2 separate regions of the Homo sapiens genome follow, and region 1 is linked to region 2. The links are chromatin loops, found by intact Hi-C in ENCODE. Cell type or tissue: HepG2. All regions are shown on one strand. Links, peaks and the distances in the headings refer to the core of each region. The heading gives the core; the rest is flanking DNA. Region 1 overlaps LOC107984887 (a long non-coding RNA gene). Region 2 holds the start of SALL1 (spalt like transcription factor 1).

What was found. Peaks named below come from ENCODE experiments on the same cell type or tissue, not always from the same donor. Only the 100,000 strongest peaks of a DNase experiment are listed, where the experiment ranks them.
Region 1: a loop joins it to region 2, with 8 times the contacts of the local background. A loop is called at or near these places in 4 of 110 quality-filtered maps.

What each region holds. Positions count from the first base shown.
Region 1 is chr16:51,055,573-51,060,942 of GRCh38, forward strand. It overlaps LOC107984887 (a long non-coding RNA gene), which reads right to left. Exons shown (of 3, transcript XR_001752177.2): 2 at 3,009-3,167; 3 at 1-2,092. Among named protein-coding and RNA genes, the nearest start is that of LINC02127, 40 kb to the left of the region's middle. In HepG2, for the core only: no CTCF peak of the experiment used is centred there; DNase peaks (open chromatin) are centred at 2,609 and 3,199; H3K4me3 peaks cover 1,389 bases.
Region 2 is chr16:51,149,508-51,154,877 of GRCh38, forward strand. It overlaps SALL1 (spalt like transcription factor 1), which reads right to left and starts at 1,763. Exons shown (of 3, transcript NM_002968.3): 1 at 1,659-1,763. The coding sequence starts at 1,734. RefSeq lists enhancers at 960-1,460, 5,116-5,370. In HepG2, for the core only: no CTCF peak of the experiment used is centred there; DNase peaks (open chromatin) are centred at 2,054 and 2,884; H3K4me3 peaks cover 3,710 bases; H3K27me3 peaks cover 984 bases.

The DNA.
Region 1 (5,370 bases), core at 247-5,246, 94 kb before region 2:
CGGCCAAGGGGGATAAAGTGGAAAGAGTTCTTAAAGATGTGCGTCCACATACACATTGCTCCCAAAGAGCCTTATATTGCCAGACACAGCAGCAGGAAGCCATTATGAGAGCTTGCACAATCTACTCTAGCTGAGAATGTTTCCCAATATAATTTACAAAATTTCAGTTGGAAATGCATTAGCAGTTGAGCAGTGAGGAACTTCAACGGGGTAAATAGGAAAACTAAATTAAAACCCCAGCTTCGAACGCGATCGAACGGTGTGTGCAGCTCCTGCAGTCTTCTCTAACCTTTTCAAGTCCAAAGGGCCCTTTTGTTTTCCCCAGTTTATGGGTTGGTTTTCATTTGATTTGGTTTCAGAAAGTTTTTACGGAATCCACTCAAGTGACTGCTGATGAGCTTGCATGCAAAACCATCCGTTCACACATCCATCAGAAAAGGATCTCAGAAGGGAAGAGAGGCAGACATCAGAAAACACACAGAGAACATAGAGAGCTCCAGGACAAGGGTAGGACAGACAAGGATGGAGACAGAGAGACATACAGAGAGAGAGAGAGAGATTGAAATTCAGAGGGAAAGACATTGAGGGAGAGAATGAGAATAACACGATGCAATTTCTTTCTCTAGGCTGCTTTGAAAAGTAATAGCTTATGCCCAGGAGACTGTTCCCTTTAAGTTGTACATGTCCTTTCCTGGCCATATGTCAACTGGACCATGCATTGGAAAGTTTTATAGGTGTCTGAAAGGCTGTTCACCCCTTCTTCTTGGGCATTTGGGGGGCCCTTACCGTGGAATCTCCTTCTCTTTCAAACAGTACCTTCTTAAGCTCCTGTCCCTTCTCCAAATGACTTTCCTCCTTCCTTTCTAGCAACTCAGTGTTTTTCTTTTAGCTCCACCTCCTAGAGCAGGCTTCAAGTTCTTTTTGACATCACAGGGTTAGTCATTTCCCTTTAGGAATTGTAAACATAAATGACACCCTGGACGAAGTCTAGACTGGGTCCTCAGTCCTCTTTGGAGAATGAGAGGTGTCTGTTCTGTGGGCACCATCACCATGAAGCCTGTGAGAGGGTGCCAGGCCATCCCCAGCTGAGGAGTCAGCACTGATTCCCCCTATCCATCCTAGGCCCCTCCATTTCAGAGGAAGAATCCTGTTTAGTATCATTTGGAGCACCCCTTGTGTATCTGTCAGGTGTTAGCGTCTGGGACAAAGCCTGTACCTTCACCGAGAGGACATTCCAGGAGACAGGTTACAAGAAACAAGCACACCAATACATACCACAGTTCACAGTAGAGATCAATGCTTTGCAAAAAATACTAATAATAAAGTAGTAAAATGATAGAGCATGGTTGGCGGGAGAGGTGGTTTCTCTAGATGGGGTGGGCTGGGATTGTCACTCTGAGAAGGAACATTTGAGTAAAGACTAAAATAATGTGAGTGGGGGAGGGCAAGTAGATACGCCGAGATGAGAATAAGCTAGACATTGTCAAGGAACAGAAAGAAATGCCTTTCTATTCCTTAGTTGTATTTGGAGACCTAGAGAAGTTGTGGGAAATAGCAAGTTTGGCATCCTCACTTGCAGCATGTGCTAGCGTTACCTACACTACAGTGGACATGAAATGGTTAAAGAGCAACCTCCCTCTACCCCACACCCATGCAAATGTCAGCAGCCAAGGGGGACACTTGGTCATGGAGCAGAGAGAGAGTCCAATAATCCATGCCCTGAACCACCCTCGAGCCTTCCAGCCGAAGCTGCTAGTTCCATCCACAGCCTGAGTGCAGTGAAGCCCTCTCCCCACCCATCCCTGCAGCTTAGACTAACTCCCAGACACAGCTAAGCCAGGAAAAGGCAGGTCTAGATGTACAGCACCAACCAAACAGCCCAAACCAGGGCTGCAGGCATTCTGTAGGATACAACGAACGGAGAGAGAAAACAAACCTTAGCTCTTAAGATCTAAAGAAGAGAGATGGATAGAACTTTAAATATGCAGTTGATTATTCTGAATACTTAACTCTGAGCAGTTGCACACAGGAGAACTGAGAATTCTGTACAACTGGTGTTAAATGCAGGTGGACTTCTTCCATCCAGACCGGGCTGTAACACAAAAGCATATTGATGCTGCAAACCTCGGTTTATGAAACAAGAAAGAAATGCACAGAGAACAGAGAATTTCTGCAGTCACACATGGATAATTTCCAGGAAAGAGAGATTAGCAGTGAACGTCACTGTGTGTGTATGTGTGTAATTTTATATTTTATATATATATATATATATATATATATGTATGTATGTATATAGTTGTCTGTATACAGAAGAGCACTCTGACAGGGCTCCTTCTCATCTTAGAGTTCTATTCATCATTTATGGGAAGAACTAAATCCAAGCAGAAAATAAATAGAAAGAAGCAGTGATTTTAAACCCGATCTTCTCTTTGATTACATTAAAATTTTAAACTTCTGTATGGCCAAAAATAAAGAGAGAGAGAAAGAAAGTCCTAAACAAAGTCAGAAGGCAAGCAGCAATGTGGGAAACAGCATCACATAATAGACAAAGGGCTAATTTTTATTATTTACAAAGAGCTCTTACAAATCAATAAGGAAAAGACAAACAGCCCAATAGATAAATGAGCAAAGTACAGGAACAGGCAGATAGCAGAGAAAAGCAACGCATTTGGCCAGTGACATAGGAAAATAAATCCAATCTTATTCACAATGAAAGTAATGAAAATTAAAACATTGTATTTTTAAAGCAAATGGGCAAAGTTTTAAAATTTGGTCTAATTTGGAACCCCCAGAAGCAGACTCTGAGATGTTTTAGTAGAAGTGGTTGATTTGGGAGGAATCCCAGGAAATCCAGGAGCAGAATGGGGAGGGAGAGAGGGAAGGGAAGGGAAGGGAAGAAATTAATCAAGTTACCTTTGTCACTAGAGCTTAATTCCACAAGGGACTGGGGAGGGGAAGGGAACAGTCAGAGTTACGGGTTCTGAGGGAGAGAGAGCTGAGGTACTTACACACCAGCTCCCGTCACACACTCGTCAAAGGCTGCTGAGGGAGGCTGCTGATTAACTCCCCAGCCTTTTGGCCTGCAGTGAGCCCTGGACAGCCAGCAAAACTTAAGACAAAGACCTGCAGGTGCTGACAGTGGGAAGTTGGACATTGGACAGCATGCCCTGAAATGATAAAGTTAAAAGGGTATAGGATCAGAACATCAATGGAGTCTTCTATCAAAGTTTGCCCAGAAGAAAAGAAGCCATTGTATGAAAAAGATACTTGCACAAGCATGTTTATGGCAGCACAGTTCACAATTGCAAAAACATGGAACCAGCCCAAATCGCCATCAATCAATGAGTGGATAAAGAAACTGTGTGTGTGTGTGTGTGTGTGTGTGTGTGTGTGTGTGTATCACACAATGGAATACTACTCAACCATTAAAAGGAAAGAATTAATGGCATTCTCAGTGATCTGGATAAGATTGGAAACCATTATTTTAAGTGAAGTAACTCAGGAATGGAAAACCAAACATCATATGTTCTCATAAGTGGGAGCTAAGCTATGAGGATGCAAAGGCATAAAAATGATACAACAGACCTTGGGGACTGGAAAGGAAAGAGTGGGAAGGAGGTGAGGGATAAAAGGCTACAAATTGGGTTCATTGTGTACTGCTTGAATGATGGGTGCACCAAAATCTCACAAATCACCACTAAAGAACTGACTCATGTAACCAAATACCACGTGTTTTCCAAAAGCCTATGGAAATAAAAAGTAAATAAATAAATAAATAACAAGGTTCCATTTGTTCAGTTCTTGCTGTGTGTAAGGCACAAATTCAGTATTTAGGTGTATCATCATCTCATTGAATACTTAAACTGACCTTATGATATAAACACTACTTTTATCCTCATTTTAAAATGAGCAAACGGAGATATGAAGAGGTTGGTTAAATACATTTCCTAAGGTCCTGCAGCAATGAGATTAAGGAGAAATAATGCATTTCAGGCTCACTGACACCCACTCCTGCCTCTTGACTAGTGTGCCTTCCATAGATGGAAAGAAACATTTTCCCATACTGTAGATGGAAATGAAAATCTGGCTGGTAAAATCTCTTTGGAGGGTCATTTGACAATGGCCTTCAAAATTTTAAATGTATGTATAATGTGACTCAACCACTCCACTTGACAAAGGGAAGCAATTGCTGTGCTTTTAATAATAAAAAGAATTCTAAGCAATGCCACTGGATTTTTCATAAAGGGCAGGTAAACATTTTCTGGTATGTCAATGCAACAAAATACCGTGGGATAGTTAAATATAAGGGCAAGGAGCAATCTGTGGAAACAGAAAAAGGTCTAAATGTTAAAATTTTGTTTCTTATTTTAAAAGTGCATGTAGCAACAAAGTATGTTTGATGTGACCGTGTTTGCTTAAAAAGAAAGTGAGTATTCATTTATCACTGTGCTTGTGTAAGGCTCACAGAGAACACTGGTTAGGACTGGGAGTCTGAGAGGTAAGTGGGGGAGCCTTCGTTTCTCGCTCTATACCCTTCTGAATTATTTGAATTTTCTTCCATGTGTTACTTTTATAGTTTAAAGATTCTAGTAAAAATAATCAACCAACCAACCAACAAACAAACCAATCCATTACTATCCTTGGGATATTATTAATAACATCTGGTTTCTTTGGTCCACCCTGACCTGACTCTCTTCTTCCCCAAAGTGTGCCCGTCTCTTAAACGCAGTCAGTCTCCTCCTCCCCTTTTTGCCAGGCTGCTCCTTTCCCTGGGATGCCTCTTCGTTACTCTGCTACCTTTTCAAACTCTACATATCCTGCAAGCCCTACCTCAACTACCACTCCTCCCAGAAGCCTTCCTGGGCTACTCTGGCTCGCAACCAGCTCCTTCCTCTCCAAACACTTATAGTAACTGTGGTTGTACAAAACACATGGTCTATAATCTCAATTTTCTTTATTTTCCTTCCTCTCTTCCAAGTTTGTGTTTTGTTTTTCCAAGTAGGCAGAAAATACCTTCAGAGCAGGGGCTGTGACTTACAGGAGAGGTCATGAAACAGACACACAAGTCACAGGGAGGAAGCAACCTTAAGTCCTGTTGAAGATCCAGCCATGAGCTTTTGGATACTTTGACTTGGGAGAGTGAGTAAAAAAGGGAAGGAAGGGAGGGAGGGAGGAAGGGAGAAGGAGGGAGGGAGGGAGGAAGAAACACACACACACACACACACACACACACACACACACGCACACACCCGTTGGAAATATTTACCTATATCATTAAAGAAATGATTCTACCCTTTGCAGATATTAAACTAAAGTGAATTAACACCTTACGACAAGGTCTCCTGTTAGCTTGGAAGTACATTTACATAG
Region 2 (5,370 bases), core at 63-5,062:
CCGCGTGCTCGCTTTCGCTTGGGGTGGAAAGCGGGGTTCAGGGGCTCTTTTCAGCGGACTGAGAAATCGCAGAGGCCGTGGGTAAGGATTCAAGCTTGAGGAAACACTGGGGGCCGGGAGGAGGGCTATTGTAAAGCATTTCTTAATTAATTTCAAGTCCTCCATTTTTTTACAGGGACCCCAAGTCAGGATTCCCCTTTCCCGACATCAGGGGTAAAGGGAGCGGGGGTCCCTTCGCTTCACTGTGCCCCAGCTCTACCGAGAGGCAGGCCTCTGGGAAACGAGCCGGGGACCTGGGGGCCCGGGCGGCCGCAGCTTAGTGGGCTGAGGTGCCGATCAGGGTCACGCTTCGGAGCTCTGTCGGGGCCCAGCTCCCTCCTTCACACCCCAAAATGCCGCCTAGGGCGTGGGCATCCCGAGTGGCATCCGGAGCCGCTGAGACCCCGCCGAGATTGCTCCTTGTGCGTCCTCCCACAGCCGAGAGGCCAGCATCGTGCCGGGACGACCCGGGGACCCGAGTCCGGGCGCCGCTACACCGCCTCGGGCGCTAGGCCTGGGAGCTTTGAGGCCGGTACCGTGAAACACCTTTAGGAGCAAGGAGGGATTCCAGGTGTCCTCCCTTTGTACCCCAACTCCCTGCCCGGATCTCTTCCACTCTCTGCCATAGCCCCCACACACAAACTTTGTTCTGGACTTGTTCAGCCCCTTCGGGACCCACAGTTGTCGCCTCCATCGGAGAAAACAAGTGCCCCTGTTTCAGGGGGGATTCCACTCTGGCTGGCCACCCGCAAACCTGGAAAACTATTCTATGACTTCTTCCCTGACCCCCCTGGAAGTAGGGAGCACCACGATCCGCAGAGGGCGCATACCGACCAGAAAGATTTTGGGGGGCAGAGGGTGCAAGTGTTGTGGGAAGAGATGCGGAGATAAATTTTGCGAGCCAGACCCCGACACTTTCCCCGTCCGTTTGCACCGTCTCCGGAACAACTGGCGGCCAGCAGCACTCTCCACCCCGGCCGCAACCCCAGCGGGTCAGGCGCTGGCGCCCCGACACCAGTCCCCATCTTCTTGCAGCTCTGAACCTCCAAAGACACCCGGTTCTGCCTCGCAGGCCGAGGGGGAGTGTGCGTGGGGGCAGGGGGGCGCAGCGAACTCCCCCACGCTCGGAGTTCAGCCCAGCGCCCGAAGTAAACTTCCTTACCGCTGGCAGCAAGGCCGGGCGGCGGAGGCCGGGCCGGGTGCCCTGGGGCCGGCGCCGGGAGCGCTAGGGGCCCCGTGCGGTCAGGCCGGGGCGACCTCCACCCGCACCCACGCCTCATGGGGCTCCCGGGTCTTGGCCGCGGCTGGGATCCCCGGAAAAGCAGGGACGGAGAAGCCAGGCCGGCATGCCCGCCCTCCTTCCCCCGGGAGGACCCAACAACTCCGGAAAGATCCTGCCGGGAGATGTGCTCGCTTTCCCCGGGGCAGCGGGGGAAAGCCCAGCAAAGGCACATTGAAAATTAAAAAGAAAAAAAAAATTACGCCGAGTGGAAGAAGCAATCGGGGCCGCGGCGGCGGTGAGGTAGGGGGCGCGGGGGCCAGCCGCGTGTGAGTGGGTCCGAGTGTGCGTGAGTGTGAGTGCGTGTGTGTGTGTCCACGGCGCGGGCCGGAGCACTCACCATCTCGCCGGGGGAGCGAGGCCACTTCGGGGTCGGATTGGAAATGTTGAGGCTTCGCTTGCTTCCTCCGCGACATGCTGGCTCAAACATCAGCTGGGGCAGAATAAAAAATTACTAAAAAAAAATCTTCTCAAAATTACGGAAATCGAGCGGCGGCGGCGGCGGCGGCTCCCCCCGCCCGCCGGCCCGCCCGCCCCCTCCCCGGCTCCCCGGCCCCGGGCGCAGCGCGCATGTGTCCTGCTATAATTATGATTATCAATAATGCATTGCGATTAATCATAGAGGGGCTCTTTGAAAGGCGATTGGCACCGGGCCAGCGCTATTCAAACCCGCTCGCCTTAATCAATTAGTTCGTGATTTGCTGCAGACCCCTGTCTCTCCGCGCGCTGGCCCAATAAGCCGGCCGCGGGGCTGGCTCTGCGCGCCGCGCCGCCCGACACTGGGTTAACCCTCTTTGCGACCGCCCGGGACTCCGCGGCCCGGCCGCCGGGGGCCGGCCTCCTCTCCACTGCGGGCCCGGCGCCCCGGCAGGCGCCCCCCGCTCTCTCCCTCTCCCCTCCCTCTTCCCTCCCTCCTTCGCCCCCCCCCACAATCCCGGGCTGGGCCGACCCAAATTAGCATGCCCTCCCCGGAATTGAGCCGCCCCGGGTGGGGGGTGGGGCCGGGCGGCGAGGGCTGGGGACCCGGGCTGCCGGCGCGCTGCGAACTTCCCAACTCGGGGGCGAGGCGCGCCGGCCCGCGGGGGGAGGGAGTCCCGCGGCGGGATCAGGGGGGAGGGCGTCCCGTTTCGTGAGTGTTTCTTCGTTTCTTTAAGAGCTACCAGAAAGCAGCCCACCCCCACCCCCATTAAAAAAAAAAATAAGCGAGTGGGGAAGAGCCAGCCCCACGCCGGTCCGCCTCCCGCCCACGGCTCGGCCTCCCTCCCGCCTGGCTCGGCGCTCCTCCGCCCCGAGTTCTCCATCCCCTGGATCCCGGGCTCGCGGGGGCGCGGAGAAGAGGATCCAGGAAAGGTTTGGGAACCTGATGGGTTTGTGGCTGGGGGGAGGGGCAGTTCTCCCGCCACCCCATCCCCTCCCCGCCAGGGGCACTGATCCTCCAGCTTCTTGCTTGCTCCCTCGCTCCCTTTCTCTACCTCGGACATTCCCAGGACAATTAGGGCTGAAGTTTTCGGGAGAAGCAGCCCCGAGCCCGTGGGATAAGGGGGCGGCCCGGCTCCGCCCAGGACCCCTCCCGGACCTCCCCCCCGGCTGCCCCGGTTGGCTGCAGGGCGCGTCACTCCGCGGGGAGGCGGCGGCAGCGGTGGCGCCGCAGAGCCCCGGGCGGGCGGAGAGCGGGGACCGGCCTGGGCTCCGAGTTCAGCTCCGGCCGGGGGGAGGGGAGGGGCTGCGGCTCACACTGAGCGCAGCAGCGAGCACCGGCCTAGGGAGACACAGCCCGGGCGGACCCGGCACTGGACTGGGCCAGTCCCTGGGACCCCTGGGCACCCCGCCCTGGGGAGGGGGCCGCGCCCCAGCCTTCCGGGACGAGGTGGCGGCGCAGAGCCGGAAAGCGGGGTGGGGGGAGGGCGGTGGGGAGGTGTTCTGTCCGAGGCTGCCTGGCGGCGCCGAAGCTCGCCTCCACTTTTTGGGCACTTGCCGAGCGCGGCGCCCGAACTTTTCGCTCTATCACCATCTCCCTCAAGCTGAGATGCAACCTCCCTACCCTCGCCCCAGAGCCCAGAGCCAGGAGCCCGATCCCTCTGCCGGGCTCAGGCGCCCGCGAACCTGAGACTCGGTACGCGGCTCAGCCTAGCTCTTTCCCCTCGCGCCTCGGGGTCTCCTCGCTCCAAGGTTCTCGAAGTCTTGCGCCCGAAGGACTAAACTAAACTAAACTTCGGCTGAGTAATGGGGGAGGAGGGGGGTGCAGATACACAATCCCTGCCCTATCTCACGATCAGGAAAGGAGAGGGCTCATAAGGACGCCCCAATTCGCGAGCGCCCTTGAGTCTGGCCGGTGCCACGGTCGGTTCGCGCGAAGTGGGCACCGGTCTCCCGAGCCGACTTCGTGTACTCCGGACCTGTACTGCGCTCCGGTAGAGGACCCTTCCCTTTCTCTTAGCTTCTTAAATCTTTTCTTTTAAGGTGTAAATGTGTGTGTGTGCCGATGAATGTTTCTGTTTTTCATCTGCTGACTTTATTTTTTTTTATTGGTATAACTTCTCCCTTCTCTCTCCCTGCTCGTCCGTTTTCCACCTTTTCTCTTACTTATCTTCTGCCCTCGCTCACTCCCTAACACACACATTCACACCCTCTCCGCCTCGCTCTCCCGTTCTCGCCAGGTCCTGATGGGTACAGTAGATTTTGATAAAAAGACAAACGAAGCTATCAGTGGGGCTGATGTTGAAGAATGAAGATAATAATGTTTCCATAGGTGGTGCTTCAAATGCCATTATTTCTCACTGAATATTTAAAGAGATCCCTCGGCAAAGATGGATCTGCGCACTCCTGGGGTGTGAGCGGCTCGCATCTCCCAGACCCCGGGGAACGTGTACGGGAGCACGTGTAAATCCCGCACCCGCCTCCATCTCACAAACAGGGGTCCTCGCACACCCACCAATCCACACTGTCCCAGGTACACGAACGCGTTTGTGTGCACTTGCACACTCCTTTCCCGGAATGTGCCCGTGTTTGGAGCCGCCCGCATCCTTCTCTAACAATCTTGGCTTCTTGAAAGTCCGGGCCTCCCGGGCACCGCATGCAGCCAGGAACCTAGCGGAGCTGGCGGTCCCGCAAAGCTTTTCTCCTGGTGCGCGCCGCGTGCGCAGCAGGAAGCTCCCGGGAATAACTTCACACGTGTTTGTTACTTGGTCTACGTGTGATTTAAGATTAAGTGTAGGAAAAAAAAAAATTCCCCCCCCCCAAAAAAACACCACAACAAACAACCAAACGAAATGAACATGCGAAAAGCAGCTACGCGATGCTTAATTAAAAATGGGCGAGCAGAGACGAATAAATTGGGGGATCCAAACTTTAATAACTTTTTTCGTTTTTTTGCGTCCTCGACGGCGTAGAGGCGGGCGTTTCGATCTGCGCTTGGCGTCCCCCGCTAATTTCTTGTTTGTTTTCTTTCCCTCGGTGGCCCCGGGAAAGGAGATGGGAGGTGGAGGAGGGGGGGATGGGAGGAGGGGGATGGTCGGAATGGCGGGGAGAGGAGAATTGGTCTTTATTGTTGATGGCAATACATCAATTACGGGCCATTGTCTCGGTCCCAAGTTCCGTGGTTCGCTGGTGCGGGCGCTGCAGTGTCAGGGCGCTGGCGAGGCTCCGCGTGCCGCGATGCAAAGAAATACATCAATAAAAACAGAAGCAGAGTGGGGGTTATTCTTTATTTTTGTGCGGGTCGAAAGTAGGCGGCGAGCGGGAGTGAGGTGCCACTCCTGGAGTCCCTCCACGCGCCCTGCTCACCCCAGAGACCTGCGCGCTCTACGTGCGGTAGCACCCTCCTAACTCTGGGTGGAGGTGGGGTGGGGGGGGGACTACTGGGGAATCCGGGTAGCGAAGTTTGGACTTGCAGGTTCCGCCAGAGGGCCTGGTACTTAGGGGCTGATCCGCAATAGCGAATGGGGATAGCCCGAAGTGAGGCGGCAGCTGCGCCGGGGTCGCGACCTCACTGGCGGAGAGGAACCGCACCCGGGGGAGGCGCTTGGCGAGTTTTGCAAACTCCCATCTTGGGG